2 separate regions of the Homo sapiens genome follow, and region 2 is linked to region 1. The links are chromatin loops, found by intact Hi-C in ENCODE. Cell type or tissue: heart right ventricle. All regions are shown on one strand. Links, peaks and the distances in the headings refer to the core of each region. The heading gives the core; the rest is flanking DNA. Region 1 overlaps AGAP11 (ArfGAP with GTPase domain, ankyrin repeat and PH domain 11). Region 2 overlaps GLUD1 (glutamate dehydrogenase 1).

Region 1 (9,189 bases), core at 401-8,400:
GTGAAGGACGTGTTTGCTTCCCCTTCCACCATGATTGTAAGTTTCCTGAGGCCTCCCCAGCCATGTGGAACTGTGAATCAATTAAACGTCTTTCCTTTGATTAACTTCTAATCTATAACTAAGGTCTGAGTCCTGAAGACCTTCCTCTGGAGCCTCAGTAAATTTATTTTATCTAGATGGGTCCAGGTGCTGCAGGTGATTACCCTTATCTTGTCTCCTGCAAAATCATGGAGGTTTGGGGAATTCTTTAGACTTCCTCTCGTGTGGAGGTTTGTTTTCTTCTTTTTTCTTTCCTGCAAGGACAAAGTGAATTCTGTGATGGTTTATGTATCATTTTTGAGTTTATTGCCAAAAATTGAGGCTCAAGTTTGTAGACTACATTTTTAAATAAAATAAAACTTTCTAGACACAGAAATGTAGGTGAAGCTGTTCCTTTGATACCATTTTCCGAATTTACACAGAGGTGATAGCAAATTTTTCTCTTTATCTTTCCTTGAATTGTATATATGCATATAAATGCTCTTAAATTCTTAGTGCAACAGGGTGGATTGTCATTACAGAGAACGTTCTTAGCATAGAGTACAAATCTTCCCACTGCTGACTAGGCTCTGGTCACATAGCACCCCGAGCTGGCCTTCAACTTCCACTTCTCGGTTCTTTTGCTTACCTTCTCTATTTCTAGAATGGCTTTGTCATTTCACTTGTCTGTCTGGTAATATCCTACTCCTGTAAGAATCAGTGAGTTCTTGGTACATACTGATCTAAATTTGCCTCCGGTTTGAACCTTTTTCCAGTTTTCCAGGTAAAGTTGATTTATCTGTCTTCTATGTTTCCATAACAATCTTTCCAAGCATAATACAGTAAAAAGAGAGCTGATTCATCATGTCCTGTCCATTTCCCTCTGGAGACTTTGGAGCCGACGTGAGGGTACAGGTGTGCCCCTGTATAAGATCTTTGGTCGCCTTTGTCAAGTTTAGCGCAGTTCTCAGTGTGTAATTGTTATCAGGTGCCATTAAACTGGACCTGAATAATTGAAGGATTCAAAGTGTTCAGGAATCACCCAGGATGCTTCAATACTTCATCCTAATTAGGGATATGGGGAAAGTTTGCATGAGAAAGAAGTTTTTTTTTTTTTTTGAACTTTAAGGATAAGTTAAAATTCAGTAGGCAGAATGACAATCTTGATAATTTTTTATTTTTTATTTTTATTTATTTATGTTTTTTTTTGAGACAGAGTCTCGCTCTGTCGCCCAGGCTGGAGTGCAGTGGTGCCATCTTGGCTCACTGCAACCTCTGCCTCCTGGGTTCAAGTGATTCTTTTGCGTCAGCCTCCCGAGTAGCTGAGACTGCAGGCATCCGCCACCACACCCGGCTAATTTTTGTATTTTTAGTAGAGATGGTGTTTCACCATATTAGCCAGGCTGGTCTCAAGCTGCTGACCTCATGATCCGCCTGCCTTGGCCTCCCAAAGTGCTGGGATTACAGGCATGAGCCACCACGCCCAGCCATTTTTTATTTTAAAATGTTCATTTTTTACTATTTTGATACAATAACTATTTTTTAAGAAAAGGCAGAAATCACTGTTTATTAGAAGGCAGATTTTACTGATTTTTATACCCCTAGATTTGTTGCATGTCAAACCTATATAAAACATCTATAAATCAAATCGTTAATTGCCCCTAGTGTAATAATTCTATATATGGATGTAATGTTTGAATCTTCAGGAGCTTTGATAACTTGAAGGCCTTTTGATTGCTTTAAAATTAATTCTCATTGTATTTGTTTATATTGTATCGTTAAGCAAAAGTACAGAGTAAGCAATTAGTGTGATTAATTCCTCTTCTATAATACAGTAAAGCACTGCCTCCCTAGACCAATTCTCTGGGATCCCTGGAAGACATCTGGCATCCAGCAAGTCTTGACCCCTCTTTAGAAAGCCATGGAGAAACTGGAGGCAATTCTGTTAAGTATTCGCTCTCTAGAGGCAATTCCATTAATTACCCTCCCTCACCTATCCATGACACAATTTCTCCAGTTACATGTAGAAGGCTGTTATGTGTCTCTTGGCCAGACCCTTTATTTCATAGATGTGGAAATTGAGGCCCTGAAGGATGAGGTGAGTGTTCAGAGTCCACATGACTAGTTAATGCCCAGAACCTGGCCTGGACTTCTTTCTTGTTCCGGGGCATTGAGTTCTCTCCCTCTTCTTTAGCACGTATGGCCAGAGGTAACATAATCTGCGCATCACATTTGCATTTGGAGTGCATCTGTTTTGCATTCATTTAATCTTGTTGAGATGGTTTGCTTGTTGACCTACTCAGTCAGTTATCTTTTCACCTTTGTGAGTTGAGAGCTTTGTGTATTAAGTCTGTAAAACTTTGCATCTTGGAAAGTGACATAATCTGTAGCAGACCCATGCTGTTTTCAGATGCATCTTAATTGTGATAGTGATAGTGATCCAGGAGATACACATGTTTTTCTGTGCTATTTCAGAATACGCCTTCTTAATCCAAGTCAAGATGGAGTCAAAAACAACAGACTACTACATTTTTGTTTATTTTATTTAGGTAAAATACCTGTTTTCTGACAAGACTAGGACTCTTACATAGACTGCCATGAACTACAAGAAGTATAGCATTGCTCAAATAACCTGTGGTAAGTGTATTTATCACTTATTGAACATTTTACTTGCATTCTTTCTACAAAATGAGTTTATTTTTAGCTATTGAGTCAAATTATCTTGACTTTCTGATGTTTTGATAGAATATTTATAATAGATTTAGGTATTTCGTTCATATTGAATGTTTTTAAAACTAAATGGGTCCCAAAGGAAACTGAACAGTTAAAACATGATTTACTTTTGCAAATATTAACCTAATGAGAAATCCCAGGGAATCTGCACATTTGTGTTTTCTATCTAGCAATTATTAATTTCTTAGTGTATGTTTTGATCCAACTTTTTTTTTAATATATGCTAGCAGATTTTTCTAAGCTTTCTTAAAACTGTCATAAAATATTTGTAATACTAAGGTCAAGAATTTAATTTGGTATCATAGATCTAACTCATTAACTGTATTTATTTATTTATTATACTTTAAGTTGTAGGTTACATGTATACAACGTGCAGGTTTGTTACATATGTATACATGTGCCATGTTGGTGTGCTGCACCCATTAACTCATCATTTACATTAGGTATATCTCCTAATGCTATCCCTCCCCCTCACCCACCCCACGACAGGCCCTGGTGTTCTCCATCCTGTGTCCAAGTGTTCTTTGTTCAGTTCCCACCTATGAGTGAGAACATGAGGTGTTTGGTTTTTCTCTCCTTGCGATAGTTTGCTCAGAATGATGGTTTCCAGCTTCATCCATGTCCCTACAAAGGACATGAACTCATCCTTTTTATGGCTGCATAGTATTCCATGGTGTATATGTGCCACATTTTTTTAATCCAGTCTATCATTGATGGACATCTGGGTTGGTTCCAAGTCTTTGCTATTGTGAATAGTGCCGCAGTAAACATACGTGTGCATGTGTCTTTATAGCAGCATGATTTATAATCCTTTGGGTATATACCCAGTAGTAGGATGGCTGGGTCAAATGGTATTTCCAGTTCTAGATCCTTGAGGAATCGCCACACTGTCTTCCACAATGATTGAACTAGTTTACAGTCCCACCAACAGTGTAAGAGTGTTCCTATTTCTCCACATCCTCTCCAGCACCTGCTGTTTCCTGACTTTTTAATGATTGCCATTCTAACTGGTGTGAGATGGTATCTCATTGTGGTTTTGATTTGCATTTCTCTGATGGCCAGTGATGATGAGCATTTTTTCATGTGTCAGACTGTCTTTTGATCACAGTTTTGTGACCACTCTGTTTTCCCTTTCTCTGGCAGTCACTTCCCGGAATTGACAAGGAATTCATCCTCAGGTGATTTCTGCTAAGTAAATCCTAGCACTTCTTGACACTTTAGAAAAGGCTTTGGAATAATTTTATATTAGCATTTCTCACCTGCATATTTTTACATGTAAATACAAGTTGTGTATACATTACTTTGAAAGAGAACCAGGATAAAATTTAAAGAAACATGGTTTTAGAAGTCCAATGGTAGTATAAGACTTCACAAAAAACAGACTGCTCTTGATTCAGTACTTCCTACTTACTCTCCAGATGCAGCCAACTTCAACAATTTTTACTTTTAAAAAAATCTCTTTTTAGATTTCAAAATAATATGTTTATGTGTGTGACCTGTCTCTCCCCCATCCTGCCCTACTCTGGCTTTACCCCCTGTAGAAGCATTTAAAATTTTCTGCATATCCTTAGCATATACTGTTGCAATTATGGGGTAGGCTTTTTTTTTTTTTTAATTTGTGCATTTAATGAACCCGTAGTGGTACATGTCTGTTTTTCTTGTTAATTCTTGGGAATGTCTTTCTGTTGTTTCTATAATAATTTTCTTCCCCTCCAGCTTCCCTGTTTCTTCTGAGTCTCTTGTTAGATATTGAACCTCTTGAGTTGATCTAATTTTTGTCATCTTCCTCTCTCATTTTTTGTATTTTGTGTTTAATTTTCTGGTATCTAATTCACCTTGATTTTCTATCTTTCTGGCGACATTTTCTTTTTTTTTTTTTTTTTTTTTTTTTGAGACGAAGTCTCGCTCTGTGGCCCAGGCGGGAGTACAGTGGCGCAATCTCGGCTCACTGCAAGCTCCGCCTCCAGGGTTCACGCCATTCTCCTGCCTCAGCCTCCCGAGTAGCTGGGACTACAGGCGCCCGCCATCACGCCCGGCTAATTTTTTTGTATTTTTAGTAGAGACGGGGTTTCACCATGTTAGCCAGGATGGTCTCGATCTCCTGACCTCGTGATCTGCCCGCCTCGGCCTCCCAAAGTGCTGGGATTACAAGCGTGAGCCACCGCGCCCGGCCTCTGGCGACATTTTCATATGCTCTCACTTTTCAGTTGTCAAAAGTGTTCTCTTGACCTTGCCCTTGCATTCTGTTTTCTCTGCCCACCTCTTCGATTCTCCCCATTGCCGCCTGGTGTTTTGGTTTCTTAATTTTATTTTATAGGCTTTCTTCAAAGGCCTGGTGATCATTTGCTGTGTGCTTATATATTTTTATTTTTTCACTGGGCAAAATACATGTAACATAAAATGTATCATATTAACTATTTTAAGTGTACAATTCAGTTGCTTTAACTGTATTCATAATGTTTTGCAATGATTTCCACCATTCCATTCTACAACTTTTTCATGTGAAGCTCTGTACCTGTTAAACAGTAATTCCTAACTCCAGTCGTCTTCCAGTCCCTGTTAACCACCATTCTACTTTCTGCCTCTATGACTTTGCCTATCTTAGGTACCTCAGATAAGTGGAATCATACAGAATTGTCTTTTTGTGTTTGGCTTATTTCCCGTAGCATAAGGTATTCAAGGTTTCATTGTTCATCCACATTGTGGAATGCGTCAGAATCTCCTTCCTTTAAAAAGGAATAATATTCTAATAATATTCCATTGCGTGCATATATCACATTTGTTTATCTATTCATCTACCGGTGGGTATGGTGTTGCTTCCACCTTCCAGCTACTGTGAGTAACGCTGCTGTGAACATTGCTATACAAATATCTTTTTGGGTCCCTGCATTTAATTCTTGGGGCTATATACCTCAAAATGGAATTACTGGGTCATACCATAATTCTGTGTTCAACTTTTTGAGGAACCACCATGCTGCTCTCTAGAGCAGACCACCACTTTACACTACTATTAGTAATGCACAAAGGTTTCGTTTTCTCCATATCCTTGTCAACACTTGTTATGTTCCATCTTTTGTTTGTTTGCATTATAATAGCCATTTTAATGGGTGTGAAGTTGTACCTCCTTGTGGTCTTGCTTTCCATTTCCCTTATGACTTGTGATATTGTCTGCACATAGTTTAAGGTTTATACACTAACAAAGCTGATTACTAGCGGTGTGTGTGTATGGGGAACTGTGTGGCTGCCGAGTGGCTTCCCTGTGGGATGATCAGCCAGAACCCGCTATTGTATTAGGGGATCCCCAGACATCAGTGTTTATAGTTCTTTTTAGTTTTTACGGGTACATAGTAGGTATACATATTTATGGGGGACATGAGATATTTTGATACAAACATATAATGCATAATAATCACATCAAGGTAAATGGGATATCCATTATCTCAAACATTTATCATTTCTCTGTATTATAAATAATTCAGTTATATGCAGTTATTTTAAAATGTACAAAAAACTATTGCTGACTATAGTTACCCTGTTATGCTACCAATTAGTAGATCTTATTTATTGTAACTATATTTTGTACCTATTTACTATCCTCATTTCCCCCCACCAACTATATTTCCCAGCCTCAAGTAACAACCATTCTACTCTATCTTTGTGAGTTTGTTTTAATGTTTAGCTCCCCAAAATGAGTGTGAATGTGCAAAGTTTATCTTTCTGTGGCTGGCTTATTTAACTTAATATCCTCCAGCACCGTTCTGTGTTGTCACTAATGACAGAATCTCATTCTCTGTTATGGCTGAATAGTACTCCATTGTATATATGCACATTTTCTTTGTTCATTCATCTGTTGATGGACACTTAGGTTGCTTCCACATCTTGGATATTGTGAATTAGTAATGCAGTAAACATAGGAGTGCAGCTATGTCTTTGATATATTGATTTTCTTTTTCATGTATATGTCTAACAATGAGATTTCTGGATCCTATGGTAGCTCTATTTTTAGTTTTTTGAGGAACCTCCAAATTGTTCTCCATAGTGGTTGCACTAATTTACATTCCCACCAACAGTATGCAAGGGTTTGCTTTTTTTCCATATCCTCACCAGCATTTGTTATTGCCTGTCTTTTGAATAAAAGCCATTTTAACTGGGATGAGATGATATTTCCTCATAGTTCTGATTTGCATTTCTCTGATAATCAGTGATGTTGATCACCTTTTCCTAAGTCTGTTAGCCTTTTGTATTTTTTCTTTTGAGAAACGTCTATTAAGATCTTTTGCCCATTTTAAAATCAGATTATTAGATTTTTCTCTATACAGTTGTTTGAGCTTTTTATATATTCTGGTTATTAATCCCTTATCAAATGGATAGTTTGCAAATATGTTTCCCCATTTTGTGGATTTTCTCTTTGTTGATTGTTTCTTCTGCTGTGCAGGAAGCTTTTTAACTTAATGGGATCCCGTTTGTCCACTTTTGCTTTGGTTGTCTGTGCTTGTAGGGTATTGCTTAAGAAATCTTTTCCCAGTTTAATGTCCTGGAGAATTTCCCCAATGTTTTCTTGTAGTAGTTTCATAGTTTGAGGTCTCAGATTTAAGTCTTTAATTTGTTTTGGTTTGGTTTTTATATATGATGAGAGATAGGAGTCTTGTTTCATTCCTCTGCATATGGATATCCTGTTTTTGCAGCACTATTTATAGAAGAGATTGTCCTTTCTCCAATTTATGTTCTTGGCACCTTTATTGAAAATGAGCTCACTGTAGATGGATGGATTTCTTTTGGATTCTTTATTGTGTTTCATTGGCCTCTGTGTCTGTTTTTATGCCAGTAGCATGTCGTTTGGGTTACTATAGGTCTATGGTATAATTTGAAGTCAGGTAATCTGATCCTTCCAGTTTATTTCTCTATGCTCAGGATAGCTTTGGCTATTCTGGACTTTTTGTGGTTCCATATAGATTTTAGAATTATTCTATTTTTGTGAAGAATGTCATTGATATTTTGATAGGGGTTGCATTTAACCTGTAGCTTTCTTTGAGTTATATTGACATTTCAACAATATTGATTCCTCCAGTCCATGAAGGTGGAATATCTTTCCATTTTTGGTGCCCTCTTCAATTTCTTGCATCAGTATTTTATAGTTTTCATTGTAGCAATCATTCATTTCTTTGATTAAGTTTATTCCTCATTTTATTTGTAGCTATTGTAAATGGGATTGCTTTCTTAGCTTTTTTCAAAATGTTTGATGTTCACATATAAAAACGATACTGATTTTTTTATGTTGATTACGTATCCTGCAAATTTCTTGAATTTGTTTATCAGTTCTAATAGTTTTTTGGAGTCTTTAGGTGTTTCTAATTATAAGAGATTGTCTGCAAATAATTATAATTTGATTTATTTCCAATTTGGATGCGTTTTATTTCCTTCTCTTGTCTGATTGCTCTAGCTACGACTTCCAGTACTTCCAGAAAAAGCTCAATTAATACTGAATTAACAGTGGTGAAAGTGGGCATCTCTTGTTCTAGATCTTAGAGGAAAGGCTTTCGTTTTTTTTCCCATTCAGTAAGATACTACTTAATGGGTGTGTCTTATATGGGTTTTATTGTGTTGAGGTGTGCTTCTTCTATACCCTGTTTTTTAAGCATTTTCACAATAAAATGTTGAATTTTATCAAATGCTTTTACAGCATCAGTTGACATGATTATATAATTTTTGTCCTTCATTCTGTTGATATGATCACCTTGATTTGCATATGTTGAACCATCCTTCTATTCCTGGGATAAATTCCACTTGGTCATTATGAATAATTTTTTAATATGTTGTGGAATTTGTTTTGCTTGTAAATTTTCTTGAGGATTTTTGCATCAGTTTTCCTTAGGGATATTGGCCTGTAGTTTTCTTTTTTAATGTGTCTTTGGTTTAAGTATCAGCCATCGAAATACTCCTCCCTCCTCTATTTTTTGGAATAGTTTGAGTCGGATTGGTATTAGTTCTTCTGTAAATATTCGGTAAAATACAGCAGTGAAGCTATTGTTTTTAGGATTTTCTTTGTTGGTACTTTTTATTAAGGCTTTGATCCCGTTATTTGTTATTGGTCGGTTCAGGTTTTGAAGCTTTTCGTGTTTCAATCTTGGTAGGTTGTGTGTATCTAGGAATTTATCTATTTCTTTTAGGTTTTCGTGAGTCTTTTTGGTGAGCTGGTCAGCTTTCTTCTCATGAAAATGACTTAGTTTTCTGCTAAGGGCCACACATTTGACTGCAACTGTTATGGAAGCTGAATGGAAGCAGAGGCTTGATAATTGTGCCTGTCAGTGTATGTAGAACTCACTTTAAAACCCTGTTTGGGGAGGATACTGTAGCCTATCCGTATGTGTGCCTGTGAGCCCAGTGTCCCTGGGCTCAGGGCTACTGTGGTTTAATTTCTCTAAAAGATAAACCTTCCAT
Region 2 (9,189 bases), core at 1,190-9,189, 68 kb after region 1:
GGACTACAGGCGCCCGCCACCACGCCCGGGTAATTTTTTTGTATTTTTAGTAGAGATGGAATTTCACCATGTTAGCCAGGATGGTCTCCATCTCCTGACCTTGTGATCCGCCTGCCTGGGCGTCCCAAAGTGCTGAGATTACAGGCGTGAGCCTCCGTGCTCAGCCATGCCAAGCGTTTTTAAAAAAGTAAATCAGCTCTTTGGCTAGTCATGGAGTAAAAAAAAAAAAAAAAAGGAAAAGAGAAAAAATATAGAAAAAAGGAATGACCAATCCTACTAGTTAGGGTGCCAAAAGCACTGAAAATTCATGCCTTTACTTCTCATCTCCTTAATCAGGGATATTAGAATACACTGGTGTAGAGGCTCATAAAGCACCAGTTAAGTCTTCTTCAGGTGCTATATAAGTCATCTATGGCTATTTCAGAAGCAAGTAACTTGAGTATCGTGTGTGAGTTTTAAAAATAATTGAAAATAGGTCAGGCACAGTGGCTCACCCCTATAATCCCAGCACTTTGGGAGGCCAAGGTGGGTGGATCATGAGGTCAGGAGTTTGAGACCAGCCTGGCCAATATGGTGAAACTCCATCTCTAATCAAAATACGAGAAAATTAGCTGGGCGTGCTGGCACGCATCTGTAGTCCCAGCTGCTAGGAAGGCTAAGGCAGCAGAATTGCTTGAACCCAGGGGGCGGGGGGTTACAGTGAGCCGAGATCACGCTACTGCACTCCAGCCTTGGGGACAGAGCGAGACTCCGTCTCAAAAAAAAAAAAAAAAAAAAAAAAAAAAGAAAATTTCTGTCAAGGTAAAAAGAGTAATTGACCAGATTTTTAAAAACTAAAACCTTCAGGAGCCAAAATTACTGACACTAGTGCTCTCATCTTTATATAGCTAGCACAGGCAATTTAGTTTTCTAATATTACTATCAACAATACTCCTCAACATTAATCTTTAAAAAATTACCATTGGCCAGGCATGGTGGCTCATGCCTGTAATCCTAGTACTTTGGGAGGCCAAGGTGGAAGGATCACTTGAGTCCAGGAGTGTGAGACCAGCCTGGGCAACATAGGGAGACCTCGTGTCTACAAAAAAATAAAAACAATTAGCCAGGTGTCGTACCCATACATGTGGTCCTAGCTACTCAGGAGGCTGAGGTAGAGTAACTGCTTGATCCCAGGAGGTAGAGGATGCAGTGAGCCGTGATTGCACCACCGCACTCCAGCCTGGGTGACAGAGCAAGACACTGTCTCAAAAAACAAAAACCAACCCCCCAACCAAAAAAAAATCAGTATTTCCAATATATAGTCAAAGGCCACCACTAAGACTTATCCCACATTCACATGACTTAAATCTGCTGCCCCACCATTATTCTAACATTCTGGAACTGGTTTTTGTATCACTTTCCCCCTTACACATTTTAGTAGCCCACCTAGAGTGCAGATAGACACCACCATGCTGGGGAAGGGCTCACTATGCCCATATACTGGGGGCCTGTTTATCTGACTGACCCTATGCCAGGAGCATGCAGAGGCAGAACTGTGACATACGGACAAAGACCAAATGAAAGCCAGGCTTCACACTGGCAGTTAAGTAACTGGTGGAATCAAGTCTAGAATCCAGTTCTGATTACAGTTAGTATTCTCTCTTCAATAGTTGTTACATTCTGTGGCTAAATTATTCCACATTAAATCCCCTTTAGTGAAAAACGGCACTAAAAGTTACTTCACTATCAGCTTTCAACATTAGAGCCTCTTTCTCAAGAACAGCTGTTCATATTATTTAATAAAATACAAAATAATTCGAGAATAAAGACTATGCTTTCAGGGATCATTTCTATAGTTCGTTACTCGGGAAGTTTCTCTGAACGTGTAAAGCACCGAACAAAAAAAAAAAAAACAATTCAAGAATAAAATCTGGGCAGCTCACAATAAAGTGGAAGGAAATGTTATACAGGTGGTCGCTATAAACATTTCAGAAATCCAATTGCAGTATTATAACTTATGAAAAGAGAAACTACCACATGTAAAAACACAGAAAAGAAACGTAAGTTTTGGAAAACGTAGACTTTTAATAACTGCTTTTATCACCAGGTTAAGCCATGCAGTTACAAAGTAGTTAGAAATTTCTGAAGGGTGTTAGAGTTAAAAAAAAAAAAAAAGCTGACTCTTACACATATATTATCTAGCACTTCATGGGGACACTACTGTTCAAAAGGCCCTGGCCAAATAACTCCCAAATGAAACACTCAACCCAAGGATGTTTTCAGCCCACTGTTAGTGAAGCTGGGTGCAGAATGCAAAGCCTCTAAAAGGAGAGGATACAAAGTCAGGTGAGTAGGGGCCATTGGCAATGCTCAGAGCCAGCCAGACTCCAAACAGGGAGCCCAAGTGGTTTTTTTCTGGGACACTCTACTTGAATTATTGTTTAATTAGTCAACCATAGATCTTCAAAAGAGAACAATTAGTTAACATGATAAAAAGTGACTGCATTCTTTGGACTGTATCATAATTATAGTAAGCAAATTCTGACAGTTTTAATGAAAATAGCCTCCACCATTTTGCAGGTATGAAGATAACTTAATTATCCACAGGGCTTTTAATGTCTGCTGGACAATACATGAATGATAAGCTATAAATGACATTGTTTTATGATATAAAAATACTAGTTTTTTTCATTTATTATTTCTATAGGCATTCACTGTTTGAGTCAAGGTTAGGCTTGTTAAGTGATTAAAGGCAATTTTATTACAGCAGCATGTACTTATTCTATTCTAAAAGAATAATATTCATAAACAGAAACAGGTTTTATATTTGTTTGCAACCTGCAAAATTGAATTATTTTGCTGATATAAAATACTAAGAACTCACTTGAGGACCATGCCACCTTCTGAAAAGGCCACACACCTACTTCTTAAATGTGTTAAAGTTACAGTGTGTCCCAGACTCATCCAGAAAAAATAAGCAAGCAACTGACTGCTCTTGACTGTTCCTCCCCAGCACTAGCACTGATTGTGTTGGGAAAAGCCACAGAGCAAGGCTGCACAGCCAGATAAAGGAGGCTTTTTATTTAAAGGCAAAATACCAAAATGGCTCTCTGGTGTAGGTGATTTCTACTTTCACACTCAGCTTGTACATGATCCGCTAACCTTAATTTCTTTCTCCTTAACGGGCTGACTTGGATTGACTTGTTGAGAATGGTATCCATTATTAATGAGTCAGGAGAGAAAGGGATTTCTGTGGTTACATGTAAACTTGTGATAGGTCTGCAGAAGTTACATGTGAAGAGGATAGTGAGGAAGTCAGCCATGATCCATCTATGTGAAGGTCACACCAGCTTCATTGTACACTTTGAAGACTTTCTCAATGGCATTAACATAGGCAGCTGTTCTCAGGTCCAATCCCAGGTTATACTTCATGGCTGTGCGCATAATTTGCTGAAATGAAAGAGAAAATGCAGTGAAGATGATCCTGACTCAAGTGGCCAGGCCATAAACACACAAGGCCCAGACAGGCCTGGTCCAAGTTACCCTCTCATTGTTTCAAGGCAGGACTTGGGCAGCCAAAGACAAACTACTCTAGCAGCAGAACCTCTAGGCAGGAGGGCCTAATTCTCTGGACTTAACAATGGGGTGGCTGGGTGCGGTGGCTCACGCCTGTAATCCCAGCACTTTGGGAGGCCGACGTAGGCAGATCACTTGAGCTCAGGAGTTCAAGACCGGACTTGCCAACATGGTAAAACCCTGTCTCTACTAAAAATACAAAAATTAGGCAGGGGTGCGGTTGCTCACACCTGTAATCCCAGCACTTTGGGAGGCTGAGGCAGGTGGATCACTTGAGGTCAGGAGTTCGAGACCAGCCTGACCAATATGGTGAAACCCCATCTCTATTAAAAATACAAAAAATTAACCGGGTGTGGGGGTGGGCGCCTGTAATCCCGGCTACTCGGGAGACTGAGGAAGGAGAATTGCTTGAAGCCAGGAGGCGGTGGTTGCAGTGAGCAGAGATTGCACCATTGCACTCCAGCTGGGTGACAGAGCGAAACTCCATCTCAAAAAACTAAACAAAATGAAAACAAAATCAAAAATTAGTTGGGCATGGTGGCTCATGCCTGTAATCCCAGCTACTCGGGAGGCTAAGGGACAAGAATTGCTTGAACTTGGGAGGTGGAGGTTACAGTGAGCTGAAAGTGCGCCACTGCACTCTAGCCTGGGCAACAGGGCAAAACTCCGTCTCAAAAAAAAAAAAAAAAAAAAAAAAAAGGGAGTGATGAAAATGTTCTAGAATTATAAAGTGGTGATGGCTCAAATATATAATAAAGGATGCCGAATTTAATACTTTGAAAGGATGAATTTATACCACATACACCCTATCTCGATCAAAAATTAACAAGAAAAACAACAGCCCTAAGAAGCACCACCTTCTTCACCAATATCTGCTTATGCTATTTCATCATAAATCCAAGCAGATAGAATCTGAACCCAAGAAGAAATTAGGAAAACTGGACTCAAACTGTGGTTGAGGCCTTAAAGTAGGGATCAAGCAGTCAAAATAAGTTTTGCTTATACCAAATTCTATAGTAAGGTAGACTCCCGTAGCTATAACATAGTGGCACATGGAGCTACAATCCAGTTTGGCTAACTACTCCATACTGGGCTAGCTGCCAACATCATTACCTCCTAAATCAGCCTTATTATTTCTTTCCAAAGCCTCAAAAACATATTTGAAGACTCTAAAAAATTGCTTATCATCTGAGACTGAAAAAACATGTGTTTTGCTACACACAAATGAGGACCATTGAACAGATTGATGTTTTCTATCAGCACATACAGTCTGGCGGCTGAGATAGCATGGTTGAGTTGCACTTCATGTGACTAGCTGGAAGGCAAACAGCATCTGCACACATACCCTGGCAGAACGCTCCATTGTGTATGCCAAGCCAGAGTGCACGATGTCTTTCTCAGATGCACCCTATTAGGGAAAAGAACACAAGTTTAACAAAACCACAAAGACCTGCTTTGTGTCCCTGTATAAGATGACAAAGGATTCTCAAGTCAATATACAACCAGACAGAATTTTTTGTCTTTTAGCTAAGATATGTCATTTCTGCACAGTATCAAAGATACAGTATCTTGATACTTACTGAAGCAGTTGCTTGTTGATCACAATTTATTTTTATTATATTTGACAGCAAACAAATACTCATGAAATAAGATTATAGTACAACAATGAAGACAGTTTTTGGACCTAGAGACATGAGGGCATGGAGTGAGATGAGCACCCTCCACTCATGGAGACGCAGATGCACTGAGCAATGTGTTACACTGTTCATGCCACGGTGCGTTCGCCTCAGCTCCCCAGAGAACAGGGACACCACACAGAACACAGAAAGGAATCTGATTAAACCCCATAGCGGCTTTGGGGTAGAATTCTGTGTATCTATTCAGTAGTGCCAGCAACTTTTAAAGCTGTGTAGATCTCAGCAGCGTTTTAATTTTACTGATGAGGAAACTAAGGACCAGAGAAGATGGCCAAGGTTACAGATAGCTATTTTCAGAGCTGGGATATGACTCAGGGCCTCCACCATCAAGTCAGTTCTCTCTTTCCTAATTTGTTTCTTGGAATGCTTTCTAAAAAATTAAGGACAATTAACTCACTACCACTCTTAAGGTGACATACAGAGCTACAAAACACATATGCCCGATAAAAACTTAAAATGGGTCACTGATATAGTTTGGACACTTACTGAGTACATACTCTTCCAGGTACTAGGGGACATAGTAGAGAATAAAATCAAAATTCTGTTCTCACAGACTTTATATTGTAGTGGGAAGAGAGTGTATATACATGGACTTCAAACCACAAGGCTAAGTGGATCATTGAAGTTTTCAATCTAGATAGAGAAGTGGTTTAGGGACGCAGGCCTTCCAATGTTAGGAGAGTGAAGAGTTGAAGAGATACCAGCAAGAGGCAATTGAGAAGAAATGTTTAGTGAGGTAGGGAGAAAACCAGGAGAATGTGGTATCCTGGAAGCTAAGAGAAGAAAATGTTTCAAGGTGGGAGTGTCAGTTGTAACAAGAACTGCTGATAGGTCAAGCAAGATGAGGACTGAAAAATAGCTACTGGATTTGGCAATGCTGGTGTCACTGGCTGTCTTGACAAGAATAGTCTTGGTGGAGTAGGTTCAAGTAAAGAAGAATTGGAGGCTGAGTATATACAACTCTTCCAAGGAGGTTTGCTCTACAGGAAACAAATGGCAATACTGGAAGGGGAAGTGGGATTAAGATTTATACATTTTTTAAAACAGCATTTGGTAAGCTGAGGGGAATGACTCAGAGGGAAACTGCTGATGTAGGAGAGAGGAGCAGACTTGCTAGAGCAGTGTATCTGAGGAAAAACCATCCAATGCCCACAACAAGAACTGGACCTAAGAAATGAAAGCACAAAGAGCTGATCTATTCGAAGAGAGATGACACAGGACTGGGTACAGGTACCAGGAGCTGGGTAGATGCGGAAGCTCCCAGGCTGCATCAGTTTTATCTGTGAACAGATAGCAGGTCATGAGCTGGAATGCAGGGCAGTGAGAAGAGGAGAAAATGTGATGTAATCACTCAGGAGACGGGGAGAATGAATGAAACACGGAAAAGCAGTATGACTGCTGGGCAGCTCTGAGCGCCTACTTGAGGTTAGTGGTCAGGGTGTGAACTGCCAGCAGGGCCTCCTACAGGGTAGAGGCACGGGATTTAATCAGGGATTTAATCAGGGCTGCTGGGATTTAATCAGGGCTTAGGTGTTAACAAAGGAGTATGACAAAGGAAACAAGACTGGGGAGTGACTGTAATGATGGAGCACGGAATTTAAGTTAGATAAGGAGGGAAGTGAGGGCACTGGGGGGATGAGGGACAGTGGAAACATGGCAGGGTCATGATGTGGGTCCTGATAGTGCCAAACAGGGGCAGGGGGAAACTAGAGGGAGAGAGCTTGAGAAAACTTTTATTTTTTTAACTGACAAGGCATATGCTGGGCAGTGGGGTGACCAAAGGGAGGGGTGAACAGCCCTCTGGCAGGGACAGTAGCAGCGCAAGTCCTTCCGATGCACTGCTAGCCACTTGGGATGGATGTTATGTACGAAACAGTGGCACACAGGAGACTTTCAGAGAGAGCCACAGAACTGCAGTGACACTTAAGCAGGGAGGAGATCAGTGTATTCCAGATAAAAGGACCAGAACAAAGACATCACTCTAGGAAATAGGAAGTTTACTGAGGGGAACGGTTAGTACCTAGAATGGGTAAAGCATTTTTTCTTTCTTTACAACAAAATCTTTAACTTTTTCCCATGTTGCAATATAGTCTCAGAACTGTTTTCCATCACTGAATATTTCATAAGGAGATATATTGACGGCCGGGCGCGGTGGCTCACGCCTGTAATCCCAGCACTTTGGGAGGCCGAGGCGGGTGGATCACGAGGTCAGGGGTTTGAGACCAGCCTGACCAACAAGGTGAAACCCCGTCTGTACTAAAAATACAAAAAAATTAGCTGGGTGTGGTGGCGGGCGCCTGTAATCCCAGCTACTCAGGAGGCTAAGGCAGGAGAATTGCTTGAACCTGGGAGGCAGAGGTTGCAGTGAGCCAAAATCGCACCACTGCACTCCAGCCTGGGTGACAGATCGAGACTCTGTCTCAAAAAAAAAAAAAAAAAAAAAAAAACCAAAAAAAAAGAAGATATAATTTACCCATTGTAATATATTCTTAAACTATGAGTGAATATTACCTAAGATGTATTATAAGATATAAGTCAGCCATTTCCCTGCTCCTAAACTTTAAATAAAACCAAATTTAAAAACTGTTTACACCGTTTCTTTTTTTTTTTTTTTTTGAGATGGAGTTTCGCTCTTGTTGCCCAGGCTGGAGTGCAGCGGTGCATTTCTTGGCTCACTCCAACCTCTGCCTCCTGGGTTCAAGCGATTCTCCTGCCTCAGCCTCCCGAGTAGCTGGGACTACAGGTGCGTGCCACCATGCCTGGCTAATTTTTTGTATTTTTAGTAGAGACGGAGTTTCACCATGTTGGCCAGGCTGGTCTTGAACTCCTGAACTCAGGTGAGCCACCTGCCTTGGCCTCCCAAAGTGCTGGGATTATAGGCGTGAGCCACCGCACCTGGCCTACACATAGTTTCAATAACATCATCGTGCATGGAGTGGTTCCTCCTCTTTTGAATTATTTTCTTAGGATAAATTCCCAGAGGGGAGATTGTCATAGCACCAAAGGGCAGGAACACTTTAATAACTTCACATTTTCCAAAGAGCTGCACCAATCTACACCGTCACTAGAATAAAGGTACAACTGTTTCACCACATATATGGAGAACATAAGATCCATTGTTTTTGTTAATACATTAAAAAAAAAAAACTCTTTTTCAATTTGTATTTCTTTAACAATGAGGTTAAATTTTTCCCCCAGGCTTATGTGTTATGGACTTTTGTTTTTCCTGTCTTCCATCATTTACTGGTAAAGAAGTTTCCCTCCCTCCATCCCTCCTTTCTTTTTTTTGGCGGGGGGAGGGGGGTGGCGGCGGCGGGAACGGAGTATCTCTCTGTTGCTCAGGCTAGAGTGCAGTGGTGCAATCTCGGCTAACTGCAACCTCCACCTCCCGGGTTCAAGTGATTCTCCTGCCTTAGCCTCCCAAGTAGCTGGGACTATAGGCGTGTAGCACCACGCCTGGCTAATTTTTGTATTTTTAGTAGAGACGGGGTCACCATGTTGGCCAGGATGGTGTCGATGACTTGACTTCGTGATCCACCCGCCTTGACCTCCCAAAGTGCTGGGATTACAGGCGTGTGCCACCATGCCTGGCCTCTTGTTTCTTTCTTTATTTTTGTAGAGATGGGGACTCACTATGTTCCCCAGGTTGGTCTCAAACTCTTGGACTCCCATATAGTTCAATCTAATGCTTGCTTTTCAATTCTTCCTATTTCTCTGAAGCTTAAAATAATTAAAATACATAATAATCCTTCACTGTTAAAACACGTGCGTGAAAAATACCAAATTTATTTATTTTATATTTGTTAGTAGTCAGTAGGATTCTTACTCCAGTTTTAGAATGTAATGAAAAGGAAAGGTACAAAACACACATGTCACGCACTTACTGTCAAGCTAATTACAAAGACTATGCCGCAGATGAAATCCATCTAACCAGCTC

The links. Peaks named below come from ENCODE experiments on the same cell type or tissue, not always from the same donor. Only the 100,000 strongest peaks of a DNase experiment are listed, where the experiment ranks them.
Region 2: a loop joins it to region 1, with 2.3 times the contacts of the local background. A loop is called at or near these places in 2 of 110 quality-filtered maps.

Annotation. Positions count from the first base shown.
Region 1 is chr10:86,981,287-86,990,475 of GRCh38, forward strand. AGAP11 (ArfGAP with GTPase domain, ankyrin repeat and PH domain 11) reads left to right here. Exons shown (of 11, transcript NR_171046.1): 2 at 2,568-2,655. Among named protein-coding and RNA genes, the nearest start is that of ADIRF-AS1, 15 kb to the left of the region's middle. In heart right ventricle, for the core only: no CTCF peak of the experiment used is centred there; no DNase peak of the experiment used is centred there.
Region 2 is chr10:87,048,442-87,057,630 of GRCh38, forward strand. It overlaps GLUD1 (glutamate dehydrogenase 1), which reads right to left. Exons shown (of 13, transcript NM_005271.5): 12 at 4,901-4,963; 13 at 1,761-3,429. The coding sequence ends at 3,310. Among named protein-coding and RNA genes, the nearest start is that of FAM25A, 33 kb to the left of the region's middle. RefSeq lists an enhancer at 6,535-6,664. In heart right ventricle, for the core only: no CTCF peak of the experiment used is centred there; a DNase peak (open chromatin) is centred at 4,890; H3K27ac peaks cover 1,607 bases.